3 separate regions of the Homo sapiens genome follow, and regions 2 and 3 are each linked to region 1. Evidence: chromatin contacts called from ENCODE Hi-C or POLR2A ChIA-PET data. All regions are on one chromosome and are shown on one strand. Each heading gives the region's core, a stretch centred on a gene start or an enhancer-like site at or near the end of the contact. The rest is flanking DNA. Distances are from core to core; before and after follow the strand shown. Region 1 holds the start of WDR91 (WD repeat domain 91). Region 2 holds the start of CALD1 (caldesmon 1). Region 3 overlaps LOC124901750 (a long non-coding RNA gene).

Region 1 (2,700 bases), core at 109-2,608:
GGTGAAACCCCGACTCTACTAAAAATACAAAAATTAGCTGGACGTGGTGGCACGCGCCTGTAATCCCAGCTACTCGGGAGGCTGAGGCAGGAGAATCGCTTGAACCCAGAAGGCAGAGGTTGCAGTGAGCTGAGATCGTGCCACTGCACTCCAGCCTAAGCGACAGAGTGAGACTTTCTGTCAAAAAAGAAAAAAAAATGGCAGTGTTGCTTAACTGTAGTTTCAGTTACCTCACATTTTTAAAAAAGGGGGTGGGGTGAAGAAGAGCTATGAGACAATCTCCACAATTCCCAGATCCCAAGGATCATGAGGAGGTGCATGGACTGACTCCTTCAAGTCATCAAAGTTCCACGAAGCCGTGGTAGCTGCTCAGAGTGTCAGCCAAGGAAGTCACCTTCTTGTGAGGAGCAATTACAGCAGAGTACAGAATCTGGAAAAGGGTTTGGATATCAATACCAATCCAATGCCCCTAGTTTATAGATCAGGCCACTGAAGCCCAGAGGGGTGAAATGATTTGCTTTTGCCACTAAGTAGCCACTAACTTTGGCCAGGCAGGAAACCAGATCTCCTAACTCCCCTCCAGTGCTCTTGCTGTTAGCTCACTGCCTCTCATTGAAGTCAGTACACACAAACATACAAATCACACACATATACATTCCAAGAACCTCGCAATGGAAAATCATTTTAGAGCAGGGGAAGTTTGGGTTTCTCTAATGTGCCATGAGGTCTTCCACAACTGCAGAAGCAAAATTGCCGATGAGTCCCTGACGAGGCCATTTTAAACAAACACCGCAGATACTTGAACGCAGCTAACGTTTTGGACTGCAGACTTCTTTGCTTCCACTGCCACTGGAAGCCAACACGAATATCTGTTGCCAAAACGCAACCATCTACCTAACCTCGGCTCCTAAAACCTCATCGCCATCCTGGCCAAGGAGGCTGGAGTGGAGACAGAACCCTAGACCAGGAGCCGGGGCATCGGGGCTCCAGCCTCGGCGATGCTCCTGACTCGGGGGGCGGCTTCAGGCAGGTCCTGTCCGTCTGAGGGTCTCAGTTCCTCATCCGTCAAGCTGGGGTCGGACGCGCTGAGGTCTCCGGCGCCCCGGCGCGAGTGACAGCGCCGCTCTCGCCCCGGAGGCAGTGCTGGGGGGAAGCCCGCTCCCCGGCTCCCTCGGGCCGCCTCTGCCCGCGCCGCTCCCGCCGGCCTCTCACCCGGAACCCCTTCTCCTTGTCCGCCTTGATCTCGGCGTCCAGCTGCCGCAGTGTGTGCGTGAACCCGCGGAAGAGCAGGTACTCCCGGACCAGCTCGTCAGTGCGCTCCACGGCCTCCGCCATCGCAGCGCTAGCGTCTTTAGGGGTGGTGCGGTGAGGGACGGAGGGGCGGGGCCTGGGAGAAATGGGGCGGGGCCGGACGCGGGCGCCGAGCACGTCACGCCGCGACAGGCCTACCAGCCCGCACGCACTGGGCGACCAGCCTGAGGCCCCGCCCCTCGGCCGGCTCCCCGCCCGAGGCCCCGCCCCTGAGCCAGCCCCAGCCCGCCTGGCCGCTCGAGTCACCCTTACCCCTCCCGAGGAGTGGCGAGGGGAGGTCCTGGCGGCGCCGGCGGCGGCTTTGTCTGAATTACTGAAAGTGGCGGCTGCCACCCACGTCAAACAAGACTGGATCTTAAGAACATCCCAGGTAGTCCCGAGGCGGGCAGGGGGTGCGGCGCCCTGTTGGTTGGCGTTACATCGCAGAGCTCCCGGTCCCCTGCCCTCCTCCTACACGGAGGAAGCTGGAGCCCTAAGAGCAGAGTGACCTGCGTGAAGCCACAACACGCGTGTCCTCAGAGAGCGCTAACTCCCCCAAATCTCTGCTTTCATTAGTAAGACGAATTGGCTACACAGCAAGATAACCAAGATGCACTGCTAGGATAGGCAAATTTCATAGCAGTGTATGTACGCTATAGTCCTGGTTTCTTGTGAAAAAAAAATTAGGTATGTATGTGTGTACATTTTTTAAATTCAGGAAGATTATACACCAAGTTCCTATGCAGTCGGGTCTCTGCATCCTCGGGTTCCGCATTCACGGATTCAACCAACGAGGATTGAAAATATTTTTTCCAAAGTTTTAAAAATAAAAAATAGCCGGGCGCAGTGGCTCACACTTGTAATCCTAACATTTTGGGAGGCCAGGGTAGGCGGATCTCTTGGCCCCAGGAGTTGGAGACCAGCCTGGACAACATGACGAAACCACATCTCCACAAAAAAAAAAAAAAAAAAAAAATGCGGAGCGCAGTGGCTCACGCCTGCAATCCCAGCACTTTGGGAGGCCGAGGTGGGCGGATCACCTGAGGTCGGGAGTTTGAGACCAGCCTGACCAACATGGAGAAACCCCGTCTCTACTAAAAATACAAGATTAGCCGGGCGTTGTGGCGCATGCCTGTAATCCCAGCTACTCGGGAGGCTGAAGCAGGAGAATCGCTTGAACCCAGAAGGTGGAGGTTGCAGTGAGCCGAAATCGCGCCATTGCATACCAGCCTGGGCAACAAGAGCGAAACTCTGTCTCAAAAAAAAAAAAAAAAAAAAATTAGCCGGGCGTGGTGGTGCTGCCTGTGGTCCCAGCTACTTGGGAGGCTGAGGCAGGAGGATCACTTGAGCCCAGGAGGTCGAGGCTGCAGTGAGCTGTGATTGTACCACTGCACTCCAGCCTGGGTGACA
Region 2 (2,700 bases), core at 26-2,525, 430 kb before region 1:
CAGGGAAAGGCATATAGTAAAACCTCCCATTTTTAAAGACCAGTATCTGGACTTGTAATTAGCCAGGAAAAATATTGTGAAACTTCTTGGTCAGTGATGAAACAGTCTCAAACATATAACAATGAGACATAGATCTTGCACCTATCCCCAGGCCTGACAAATAGTAAGTGCTCCAAAAAAAGGGGATTTCAATTTTAATTAAGTACTAATTGAGTGAATTCTGTATTGAAAAGGACAAGACTATGTGTGGGCCAGTTACCTTAATTCTCATTAGCATCTACTAATTCTGACCCTCTTATAGCACACATCCTAACCATGAAGAGTTGGTCGGAGCACTTTCAAGACGTCACCTGAACATTATGTCACCTCTGCGGGATATATGCATCTGTCTACCCCAGCCCAAAGCAGGTGGTGGGTCTCTTCATACCCTCTCTGATGTGCATCAATTTCTAGGAATTTCTAGTACTATCTCCACATCACCAAATCTGAGGAAACAAAAGAGATAAGGAGAGGAAAGTGAAGCCAGTGAGGATATCCAAGCCTGTAGGACCTTAGGTTTATTCTGGCCAGTATTACCTGCTAAAAAAGACCTACGCTTTTGGTTTCCCTTTGGTCACTTATTTTTATAACACATGCAGACGTATTTTGGGGAGGTGTGCCTCTTTCAGGCTAGAATTTAGTCTGCTCAGCAGACCCGGGTCCTGTCTCCTTCAGGTTTTAGAATTGCATAACAATTTAAACTCATTTTGTATGTGCAAGTACTTTGAAAAGAAATATACTATTAAGACTCCCTCTGGTAAGAAGCCTTCCCCACCCCCACGCCCAATAAACTGATCTGTTAACTTTTTGTTTCAGAGACTGTGCTTTCTTTTTATTGCTGCATTTGTGTTCTACAAGACAGCCTCTTTCTCCAAGATTAACATTTCTTATGATTGTTCCTGACAATGGATTCACTTCCAGAGGCCCTGCTAAGGATAACCAAAAAAGGGCATGGAGCAGGCTGGTTTTGGCAGCGTGCACGCAGTTTCAGAGCTTTTTAGGTCTTGGGTTTTCTGATGAGTGATTTCCTGAGCATGCCTAGGGAATGACAGGCATCTCCACAGGCAGGCTGCATCCACCTTGGCTGGGGTGTCGTCATTGGCTGCCTATTAGAAAAACGACAGGACAATGCATACCACCGCCTCCCGACTGTAAACATAGGGGATATGTGTTCACTTAGCATGGACTTCTGGGAGGGGCCAAGGAAGGGCGGTCTGGAGTTTTATTGAATAGAGCAGTGTGTATTCGGCTGCCTGCCTGCCCGCCTGCTTGCTCTCTGGCTGTGCTCCTGCTTAAAGAAATCAGTCCTTCCTTTCCGACTTAGTCCTCGGGAAGAAGTTTCAGACTACAAGGTAAGGCACAGAAGGCTTTCTTTTTTATCTTCTAGAGAGAATCTGGGGACTTTCTCCGGCTTTCAGTCAACATTCCTGGCTAAGGTAGCTGGAGATGCAAGAATGTTCAAGGCAATAAACCATGCAAACTCCCGAGCCTGACTGGGCTTCACTGCCATACGGATATTCCCGGAAGGCAAACAGGATGAGATTTCCAGTTTTGTTTTTAGAATTGGGACAAGAAGAGTGACCATATAGAGACTTACATTTAGGGAACACTGGCAACTTTGATTAGGATAGCCTTTTGTTTAGGACAGCCATATGAGATTATACCTGATATCCAAAGGCCAGTGTTAGCAAGCCTACTGCACCAGACTGCTCACACAGTCTCTTCTGCATCTTTTATTGCCAAAGATTTGAAGAGGTTTTGCTTTAAAAACAAAATCAACAATCCTTTAGGTTGATGAGAAGCCAAAAGGGAATGATTTTTTTAACCAAAGGCTTTTGCGTTATAGTCTGCTGCCAGTATTTAAAACTAGACTTCCAGAGTTGCAAGGAAATACGGTCAGAGATGGAGAGATCACTAGCACCTAGCACTGGTTGGGTTAATGTCACTGATGGGATATTTGCTAAGACAGAAGATGCCTAGGCTGGTCTGTTTCCTATAAAACCTAATAACAAGAGAATGCATGCGCTAGTGGGTGTGTTTTTTTAGAAAGCACATTTAACGTCCTACCAAACTATTTTTTAAGAAATCTTTTTTTCTGTTTGAAAGTGTGCCTGAGTGTGTCTAGAGAATCTAAAGAGATGTCGATTGGCAATGTGTTTCAGAAAGGAAGGAGGCAGGCTTTTATATCTAGATAGACATATTTGGGTGTCTGAAACAGTAGTACAAGGCAGCTAGTTGGTAGTAGCCTGGAATTCCTTTTAGAAAGAGCTGATGGCAAGGGGTGGGGGAATTTTAGTGCTGTGGCAATACATGGTCAAAAAAAGTGGATGAGAACAAAGTGCTTGATATTTATAGATGCCTTCTATTAACAGGACTATGCAGATGGACTTGTAAACTGAAAATCCTTCTAATGTGTTTGTCAAAACCAGACATATACAGCTAGAACCTGAGTGAAGACTAGATGCTATATGGCAAGCAGGGTAAATCTGATGATTTTTTAGTAGTGCTGGCTATTAAAGACTACCAGCTGCAAATGACTGATTCAACTGGATTTTATTCCATGCAATGCGGTAGTTTGGGGTTGAGATTCATTAAATAAAGTTTTCTCTTTGTATTTAGAAGTTTGGGGATAATTTTCTTGGGAATGCCTATTTCTCCTTC
Region 3 (2,700 bases), core at 138-2,637, 470 kb before region 1:
TCTTTGCTGTAAGAATTCATGCTTTTCATCCAATTAGAAATTTCTGGCCATTGCTTTCTCTAATATTGCCTCAGCTCCATTCTTTCTTCATTTCTAGAAATCATTTTAGACTTCATTAAAGTTTCTCATGCTGTCTTTTCTATATTAACTTCTCTTCCAAATTTTTCAACCCTTTATTTTTCTGTGCTACCTTCACTGTGTTGCTTTAGCTTGGTCTTCTTGTTCACTAATTCTTCTTCAGATGTATCTAATTTACTATTTAGTTCATCCATTTATGTATATATATCTGGATAAGTATTTGAGAGATATATATCTCAAATATATATGTGAAATATATATCTTCAAGCAAATGACATCTGATTTGGCTAATGGTAACTACATATATACTTGTTTTGAGACAGGGTCTTGATCTGTCATCCAGGCTGGAGTGCAGTGGCACTATCACAGTTCATTGCAGCCTTGACCTCCTGAGCTGAAGCGATCTTCCCACCTCAGCCTCCTGAGTAGCTAGGATTACAGGTGCACACCACCACACCCGGCTAATTTTTGTAATTTTTTTTTGTAGAGGCGGGGTTTTGCCAACTTTCCCAGGCTGGTCTTGAACTCCTGAGCTCAAGAAATCCTCCCACCTTGGCTTCCCAAAGTACTGGGATTACAGGCATGAGCCACTGCACCTGGCCTCCATTAAGTTCTTAGTTTAAATAACTATGCATTTTATTTCTACACTTTCTATTTAGTTCTTTAAAAAAAAATCTGCCTTTTTTTGGTCATGGTATTGTTTATCTTGTGGATTTCTTTCCTTCTGTAATGTCTTCAATCATTCTAAACATGCTTATTTTGTATTATCTTTTATGTTGTTGTTCTAGAGCCTCGGTTTCTTGGGAGGCAGGAGGTAGTGCTCGTGAATTCTAATGTGAGTAGTATCTACAGACTCCTGCCCAGGATGGATTATTTCCTCCAGTGTTTTGTAATTCCTTTTATTGTGAGCTCATTTCGTGTGGGCTTGCTTGCTCCTGTGAAACCACCTTGCATTCTGGATGGTGGAATGTCTCTCTGGAGTATTTTTGTAATTGCTTCTGCCAGCCATTCCAAAATATTATTAGCCAGGGACCAGTTTTTACATTAATTTCTTGGCTTGGAACTTTCTGGGCTATTCCAATAGGGTAATTTTAAAAACCAAATTCGTATGTAGAGTAGGTCCAGAGTTTCATATTCTCAAAGATTTTGAAAGATGTTTTTTTCCACAAAGAGAGACAAATGTGTTTCTGTGTCATCCTGCTATGCTGGTTGAGAAATTTCTTTTTTTCTGGTTCATATCCTCCCTGACGGTTCAGGCCTCCAAGGGTGTTGGCTTTATGAGGAAGTCTCATTTCCACCCCCATCTTGTTCAGGCTCAATGCTTTATCTCCTGTGGTCATTAAAACCCAAGTTCCACAGAATCTGAAGCTCTGTGACTCACTCCAATTCTGCGGGAAATGGAGAATCAGTTCACACGCTAACTTGCTTGGTTTCATTCTTTCTCTTTCTGTGATTTCCCCTTCTTTCTGTGATCTTAGTTTTGCATAAAAAATTGTTTTGTTATATTTGATCCTCAAATCCTAGGCATACACAAAAGGCAGAGTTTCCCAGTGATTTCAGCCTGCCATCTCATCAGAATTAGAGGTTCTTTCATCTACGCTTTATGTTTTCTTCAGTTTGACTGTGAGATTTTCTGGCTTAACAATTGTTGACAGCCCACGTGTTGCGTGTGGAATAGTCTAAATTCCCTGTCCTTGCATTTAAGGTCATCTATTATCTGGCCTCCAATTAAATATATTTTCTAGTAGTTTTAGTGAAGATTTTGATTGTTCGCTGTTGAAAATTCTTATTAACAAATTAGATGAGAGCTGTCTGGTATATAAAACTGTCAGATGGATCCTCAACTATAGGACCAGCATCGCGGCATGTCAAGATAATTTTAATCTTGATTCTGTCAACTCTGTTATGTCTCTTTTAAAGTCCCCTCTAGACTTGTGTCATTGCACATTTGATCAGCATACCTACTGCTTCCTCATTCAAGGTACTGATACAAATGTTGGCCAAAAGGAGTCTAAGAGAATAGCGCAACAGTTCAATTGCAGAGCCCTGGGCAGACTTAATTGTGTCCACTAATCATTTTGGGTATGATTGTTCAAGTAGTTTTGAATTCATTCTGAAGTTTTGAATTCTTACCATGTGCAAGTGTTTTTATTTATTTTAGGATTCGTTGTATCAATCCACAACTTAGCACATGTCCTGGTCTCGACAGGCACTCAATGCCTGCTGCTTAAGTTTAATTATGGAGGGAACATTGGTGACTGGACTTCAAGTCATAGAAGCAACGTAAGTGGGGCAGAGCTTTACTTTGAATGGTTTTTGGAGCTTGTCTGTTTTCTATAGTGGGAAACAAGCAAAAACTATATGGAAGAGATCAGCCCACACAATGTGACACAAATGGGCACAAACAAAAGGGATTTAGCAACGGACAAAATGGACCAAGATAGTCTCTTAAGCCTAGCAATTGTACAGTTCTGTGACTTATCCAAGGTTACATTTACCCAATAAATGATGGACCTGGAATTAGAACCTAGGTCTTATCACTTCTGATCCATCAACCCCCTATACTGTCAGGTTTAATACCATACTTAACATGAAATAGCATGTGAGTCCCACCTAAACTAT

What was found. Hi-C counts contacts between places; a loop is a spot of excess contacts on that map. ChIA-PET counts read pairs that join two places held with the same protein, here RNA polymerase II (POLR2A). Pooled maps may share reads with other maps.
Region 2: a pooled map shows a loop between it and region 1 (3-fold over the local background). The contact joins the promoter of CALD1 here to the promoter of WDR91 in region 1. A Hi-C loop is called at or near these places in 7 of 50 pooled maps. POLR2A ChIA-PET finds 5 or more read pairs at or near these places in 4 of 52 experiments (BJ, K562, activated B cell and 1 more).
Region 3: a pooled map shows a loop between it and region 1 (4-fold over the local background). The contact joins the enhancer-like site here to the promoter of WDR91 in region 1. A Hi-C loop is called at or near these places in 4 of 50 pooled maps.

What each region holds. Positions count from the first base shown.
Region 1 is chr7:135,210,168-135,212,867 of GRCh38, forward strand. WDR91 (WD repeat domain 91) reads right to left here and starts at 1,359. Exons shown (of 15, transcript NM_014149.4): 1 at 1,213-1,359. The coding sequence starts at 1,335. RefSeq lists a silencer at 1,062-1,601.
Region 2 is chr7:134,778,359-134,781,058 of GRCh38, forward strand. It overlaps CALD1 (caldesmon 1), which reads left to right and starts at 1,276. Exons shown (of 15, transcript NM_033138.4): 1 at 1,276-1,391. All of the region lies in intron 1 of LOC124901750 (a long non-coding RNA gene), which reads right to left.
Region 3 is chr7:134,736,749-134,739,448 of GRCh38, forward strand. All of the region lies in intron 1 of LOC124901750 (a long non-coding RNA gene), which reads right to left. It also overlaps a transcript of CALD1 not described here. Among named protein-coding and RNA genes, the nearest start is that of CALD1, 42 kb to the right of the region's middle. Within about 2 kb of position 1,388, at least 5 of the 41 ENCODE cell types and tissues checked have a DNase peak (open chromatin) inside an H3K27ac peak, as active enhancers do.